Linked DNA regions of Mus musculus: region 1 is linked to region 2. The links are chromatin loops, found by intact Hi-C in ENCODE. Cell type or tissue: left cerebral cortex. All regions are shown on one strand. Each heading gives the region's core, and the rest is flanking DNA. Links, peaks and the distances in the headings are about the cores only.

The links. Peaks named below come from ENCODE experiments on the same cell type or tissue, not always from the same donor. Only the 100,000 strongest peaks of a DNase experiment are listed, where the experiment ranks them.
Region 1: it touches region 2 in a loop (3-fold over the local background); 9 of 42 quality-filtered maps call a loop at or near these places.

The regions. Positions count from the first base shown.
Region 1 is chr14:103,842,308-103,845,764 of GRCm38, reverse strand. It overlaps Ednrb (endothelin receptor type B), which reads left to right and starts at 1,289. Exons shown (of 8, transcript NM_001136061.2): 1 at 1,289-1,638; 2 at 2,228-2,771. The coding sequence starts at 2,289. The region is part of intron 1 of Gm35197 (a long non-coding RNA gene); the gene reads right to left. In left cerebral cortex, for the core only: a CTCF peak has its summit at 1,929; DNase peaks (open chromatin) are centred at 1,540, 2,137 and 2,560; H3K4me3 peaks cover 1,541 bases.
Region 2 is chr14:104,025,685-104,029,141 of GRCm38, reverse strand. It overlaps 4930432J09Rik (RIKEN cDNA 4930432J09 gene), which reads left to right and starts at 2,000. Exons shown (of 3, transcript NR_045953.1): 1 at 2,000-2,215. The region is part of intron 1 of Gm41238 (a long non-coding RNA gene); the gene reads right to left. In left cerebral cortex, for the core only: a CTCF peak has its summit at 1,841 (motif pointing right); a DNase peak (open chromatin) is centred at 1,821.

The sequences.
Region 1 (3,457 bases), core at 614-3,113, 180 kb after region 2:
CATCTTGCCAGCCCCTCAAGCAGGGTCTTCTTTAGGATCTCCCCGCAAAGTAATTTCAGGTTGAGGCAAATTGACATGTAAAGCAGCTAGAACGATAGTCAAGTACAAAATTAGCGTTAGTAGTCTACAAGTGCTCTAAAAAACAGGGCAGAGGCACATCTCAGCAGGAATTAGCAGGGACATTCCCATTGCATGGAAGACACACTAATAGAGATGATGAGAAAGAGAGAGGTAGAGAAGAAAGCCTGAGTGAAAGTGACTTGTGTCAAAGGGACAGGTTCAAAACTGCCCTTGGAGCAGGCACATCCTTACTGAAGCACACAAAGAATTCCTTATTGCACAACACTGTATGTTGGCACGAAAGTCCACGTGAAGCAGTTCCATGCTGACCTTGTCTTCACTGAGGCAGGAGGATAAACATTGTCTTCAAAACAACCTGATTTGGAATTGGTGCTCATGCCCAGGCCATAGTTCCCATCCCTTAGACTTAACTACAGTCCACATTTAAAGTTCACCTTTTAACATACACGCGCACGTTCTGCTTCCAGCTTCATGGGAAACATTTGATAGGCGTTGCCCATCTAAGATGCAAATCCTAGTTGTACAATGAACTAGCTGGGAGACAAAGGGGGTCTAGAGGATGACCTCCTCTGCAGGCACAGCAGGATCTTGCTGATAGCAGAATAATGCACCTCACCCACCACTCTGCGCAACGGAAGATCCCTAGCATTCCCTTCTCTACCATAAAGACAGAAGCCAAGAATGACAGGGAGAGTTCATTTCCTTGCTCTGTCTGGTAAAATAAGCGTCAGGTTGAATTTGTAAATAGGCTTCCTGAGTATTTTCCTGTCTTCTGCCTCAGGTCCCTTTAGGCAACAGTAGAAAGACCCCTAGTAATGGCACCTCAGTACACAGGAAGAGGGATCTACAGGGCACAGAGAGAGATCTACAGGGCCTTTTGGTCCTTTGGGTGGGCAGTCCCTCTGCCGAAGAAGAAAGCGTCCCGCCCTGCATGCTGGCTTAAAACTTAAGGGCAAAACAAAACAAAACAAAACAAAATCAAAAAACAAGAACAAACGAAAGACAACTTCCCCAAACCAAGCAGATTTCGGGAATCACTACAGGACATTTGTGTGAACAGTCGGAGTATTCAAAGTCCAGGTTGATACAGAACCTTCTCTCCTAGGTTCCAGATCCCAGGTTGTCATGGGATATGTTAGTTTCTTCGTTGAGTAAGAAATAAACAGCTTTATGTGAGACACAACTCTGAACTAGGACTGCCCCTCCCAGCGGTCAGCTGGGGCTGATACTGTCCAGGCGTCGCCCAAGGGAAAAGGTTGTGGCAAGGTCGCTCAGAAAACGCGGGAGGAGTCTGGCGTTGATTGATGCTGGGAAGGGACCGAATGAATAAAAGTACTTGTCTGGGGACAGCAAAGACCCCGCTCAAGCTGCTGAGGATCCGCTGCCTGGCATTCTCTCGGTCTTTTGTCAGAGCCAGAGCTGCATTCAGTTGCGAGAGGCCTGTTTAGGAGCAGCTGGACGCCTGCTGAGAGCCGCAAGCTCCCTAGGGCAGTTGACAACCTGGGAAGGAGGTTCCCTGCTCGTGGCGCTGCTCCTGGTGCTTCCAATCCGCACGAGGTAACGAACCATCCTGGTTTAGCTTTGAATTAACATCTGTGGCTGAACCGTGCTTTGGGGCTTCCGCTTTGCTTAGTGGTTCGGGGGTTTTTTAATTAGTAAAACTTACACACGACAGCGATTTAAACCGAGATTGGGTTGTAAGGCGAGTGTTTGAAGTCACTGGGACAGCACAGAAGTTGGTGCTGATCTGTTATTCTCTCGGTTCTTGGCTGAGTGCATTGACGTATGCCCTTGGCCGCTAGGTGCCTTCACTCCGGGTCCCCAAGCTTAGCTAAAATTGGGCTTGCTTCTTCCCGGCACATACGAGTGTTCTTTCATTGGGACACGCACCCTCCCCAGTCTGGAACACCCCCTGCCCGAATGCTCCTCCCCACCGACTGGTCTACGGCAGGGCTGGGGATTAAAACTCTGCGAGCAGGGTCCGGGAGGAGACTGAATGCAGACCAGCGGGTGGCGTGCGCCCAAGTTCCCCACTGGCGCGCAAACTTAACTTACTGTTAAGGCGCGGGTAGAGGCAACCGGGCTAGTGTGTTTTCAGAGGCTTGGCTGGGGTAGCTGACTTAAGTGTCCTGTCTTCACTCCCCAGTTGGTCTCCAGACTGAAAACAGCAGAGCGGCTACCAGACTCTCACAGGAGCAAGCTGTAACATGCAATCGCCCGCAAGCCGGTGCGGACGCGCCTTGGTGGCGCTGCTGCTGGCCTGTGGCTTCTTGGGGGTATGGGGAGAGAAAAGAGGATTCCCACCTGCCCAAGCCACGCTGTCACTTCTCGGGACTAAAGAGGTAATGACGCCACCCACTAAGACCTCCTGGACCAGAGGTTCCAACTCCAGTCTGATGCGTTCCTCCGCACCTGCGGAGGTGACCAAAGGAGGGAGGGGGGCTGGAGTCCCGCCAAGATCCTTCCCTCCTCCGTGCCAACGAAATATTGAGATCAGCAAGACTTTTAAATACATCAACACGATTGTGTCGTGCCTCGTGTTCGTGCTAGGCATCATCGGGAACTCCACGCTGCTAAGAATCATCTACAAGAACAAGTGCATGCGCAATGGTCCCAATATCTTGATCGCCAGTCTGGCTCTGGGAGACCTACTGCACATCATCATAGACATACCCATTAACACCTACAAGGTAATGTACCTGATAACGAACGATCTGAGGATCTGGAAACCAAAGGTGGGGTTGTAAGCTGAGTGGTAAAGTGGCAATCTTTAAAGTATTGGTGGTGGTGGGGGGGGGGGGTTAGACACTTTCTCAAGGAGACTGCTCCTCTGCCAATAGTGACAATTGAATTTGAACGAGATTTTCCTGCGGGTTTTCTTAGCCTCTGACAAGTGTAGCTTTCCAGGTAGTGACATTGTTACTATTGGAGATCTGTTAGGAAAGAAGAATTCAGATTCCCTGACCCAGGGTCACTGAATCAGAAGCTCTGGTGAAGATGACAGCAGTGATACATTTTAAAAATCCTTTGTAACTATGACAACATTTAACAGTTGGGAATCACAAGCCTGGAAGTCAGTCTTTCTAGGCACAACCTCTTAAAAGTATGGTCCCCAAAGTGGGATCATGAATATCGTCTGGGAGTTTGTGAGGAGTGCAAATCTGCCCCAAACAGAGTTTGCATCTTGGGTGTACAGATGATTCATGGGTAAGGTAACTTTGGAAAACATGGTTTTCAGGACCCAGAAAGCCTGTCAGTAAGATTTTAGGAAACAATTGGCTTAGGCTAAAGGGGCCTAGAATGGTAAGTAAAAATGTATTTCCTTGATTCGAGTGGCCTTGGATACTCTTCATGGAATTAGTGTCCTGGTCCAAGT
Region 2 (3,457 bases), core at 616-3,115:
CGGTGGATAAAGTCAGCATAGACCATATTACCAAGATGTGAAGAACATCACTGAGTTCAGCATCAGCGGATTGGGAAGGTGGGAAAAGAAGTGAAGCTGAAACAGGGAAATCATTTCTGTAGAACTTGGCCCTCGTCTGTTGCCCCATCTTCAGCACTGTGTCCAGTTAGCATTGTCTCCAAATAAAGAATGCTTTATTACTCCCCAAACCGTGGAAAATCCCCTACACCCTGGAATGTGTCAAGTAGGTTCTGTACCCTTTTCTTGCAAGGTGGCAACCTCTTAGCTCTGGAGCCATGACAGCAGCTTACTTGGGTAGAAGAAGGAAAACTAAAGGTAGTTGTTCTTTCCTCCACATCAAGGAAGGGCAAATTGCATCATTGATATACAAGATAAGCAGAGCCTGCACTATACTTGGGCTGTGCAGTTACTTGAGGAACTCCAAGTGGCAGCTGATAGCCCTGAGGCAAGGCAGTTCCTCTAGGCACCCTTCCCTGCAACAAGCCCTGCATACCATGAGAACCATCAACAGTAGAAAGAGGACACGAAGACCCCAGACCCCAGGAGGACTGCAGCCTCTTCCGGGAGATCAAGACGCACAAAGTGCACAGGAAGAACAGGAGGAAAAAGGAGGTAACAAATATTCCCAGGGCAAGTTAAAAAAAGAAAGGCAATTGCAAACCCCAGAGAAAACCAACAGAATCCTGGTCATGGAAGCCACTGTCTAGCTGAAATTCATATCAAACGTGCCTTGAGTTTTAATAATTAGCAATGCATTTTAAAGGTAATCAGCTTGACTTTGAACATATGTTTCTTGGAGTGAGTAGCAAGTGAAGCCGAGAGAAAGGAAAGTGGCATGAACGGACAGCGTGGTCCAACAAACAAGAATAATCATGGCACAAGGAAACATCGATTAAACACCGATTTTTCAGATCTTCTCACCCCTGTCTGTCAAAATACGAAAGACTTGGTTACAATTGATGGAGATATGTTACTTTCCCAGTCTTAAAGATCGTCACATCCTGAAATAGCAATTGGGCTTTTCTTCTACAGCAAAACCAGTTCGCTCAAAAATGCCTGAGGCGTTCTGCACATTATGCAAAGAGACACCATTGAGAACAAGGAGAATAGACTCAGATATGAAGAGACTCCAGTGATGTAAAAAAAAAAATTAAAGCTACCATTAAAAATGTGGAATGGCTAGTATATCTTCATACTTTGAAATATGAAGGCAAGACAGACTTTAGAGATTTTATTGGTCAAGAAACGGAAATGTACAAATATCTCAGCTCTGCATGACATGCAGGGATACAGGCCAGGCAGTGATCCCCAGCGCACCTGCTGCACTGCCGGCAGCTGTAGACCACAGCTCTCTTGAATGGGTCAGGCCTGACACATGACAGACCCCCAACTGCAAGGGCAGCGGGGGTTTTGAGACAGTGTTGCAGCAGCTAAACTGACTGGTATCCCTCTCACTTCTGTCTGCCCAGGGTTACAGATAAAATCTGAACAGAGCATGGAGGCAAGGCGGTGCAATCGAAATGATCGCCCACAGATCCTAAGTCATTTCTGGGGCTGGATCTCAGAAACAGATTCTTGAAGCTGTACTGTGTGGGATTGCTCTAGTCCAGAATCCATTGTTGCCCCGACTTCGGGAAATAGTTTCTCCAGAAAATTCTATGACCCTTCGTGTTTTTAATTTACGCGTTGAACTTTTTCAGACATCGGAAACGACGAGAGGAATCTTGCTTTTGCAATAACAAGCTGATGTTATATTTAGCTGTTGTTCTCAGAATAAACAAGCCAAAGCTTTACGTACAAAAGCTGCACATCCTGTTTACCACCAGTAGGGGGAGCTGTAAGAACTCTAAAGCTCCCCCCACCAAGTGCTGAGAACAGACTGGGAATGGAAAAAGTTACAGATTAAATTAATCACTTCCCTACCTCCCTCTCCCCCGCCCCCCAAGGTTTGTTAAGGAGGAACAGTGAGTTTCTTGAAGAACATTGGGCTATTATATCCATTAAAGCAAGAAAGAGTATATTTAATTGTTTCTGGTTTAAGATGTCCCTAAAGTGATGTCTGCTTTGTTTTCTTCTTCCAAAATAAAAAATGTTGATTTTAGCCAGGCTCCTTTCCATTGACACGCGCTACACTTCTGGATGAGAATACAGAAAATGCCACCTTTATCTTCACCTAAGACCACCTGGATTCCAGGTAGGACCCTGAACCTCTTTCTCTGCTCCCCTCCTCCCAGAACTTTGCTACCTGTTGCTTCAGGGCAGCGTGGGCATTGTGAGTGCTACACTGACTGCAGCCAGTCTCTCACCTGAGCACATTATGCTTCTTCACTCTACCATCACCCGTTCAAGGGAGGGTTCTCTTTGGCGTGGGTTTTGTTCTCTCTCTACTTCTTAGAAGAAATGATCAGAATTATTTCTAAATTCTACTCTTTCCTGCTACTTGAATTGATAAGTTATGACACCAAGAGTGAGCTGAAGTGCTGAGAAGCTAATAAAATTTGTTTCTGTAGCTAAGAGTGATTTCCTTGTCTTTATATCTTTTCTTTTTTTTTTCTTCTTTTCTTTTTTTATTTCCTATTTTGTGTGAAAACATGGTTTTCTTTGATTTTCATGTGAGCTAATTAACCTCTTTGACATCTTAGTCCAAACACTTTCCAAAGTCTTGTATTTTATTTTTGCGTGTCTAGTCATGGATAAGATGCATGATTTAGAATGTAATGTGACATTTGATCCATATTTTGTCCATAGTTGTCAATGGGATTATCTGATTTATTGAACAAATACACAATAAAGATATTTATCACTAAGGTCATAAAGAAGTATATTCCAGTACTCAGAATTTTCAAAAACTGTGTTGAAAAATTACATTTACCAAATCTGTTATCAAATATAACTAGATAAGAATATTATCTTCTCAAATATAACTTAATAGAAATATTACCAGATAATTTTTACTAATATGTTTTTTTAAGTATAACTTTTAATTGAAATATCTCACAATTCTTCTTTCTTTTTTTAAAAAAAAAATGTTTCAACTACTTTGCACTAGAAATGAAATCTAATGTAGGCCTATGGAGTTTTAAAAGAAAACCTTGGGTCAACATATCCTGCAGGAAGGTCTAGATGGTTCTCCTTAGATGCAAACGGTGTCTTCAACATGGATACAGTATAAACAAATACTTTTTTAAAAGAAAAATGGATTTACCATTGCGAACCCACGCGATCAGTGATAGAGCTACATCTCTGTCTGAGTTCCCGGGTGCCAGTGGCCTCCAGATGTTATCTCAGCAATACAAATTGAGTTCCCTAAGATGACACACAGCTCCCCATCCATGAGATACCCCTCAGAGAACAGTGTGTATGGAAGGGGGGTGTACACTAAAGAGATTGCCAATATGATAGATCCATTTTAAGGGGGAAGATTTTTTTTTAATAA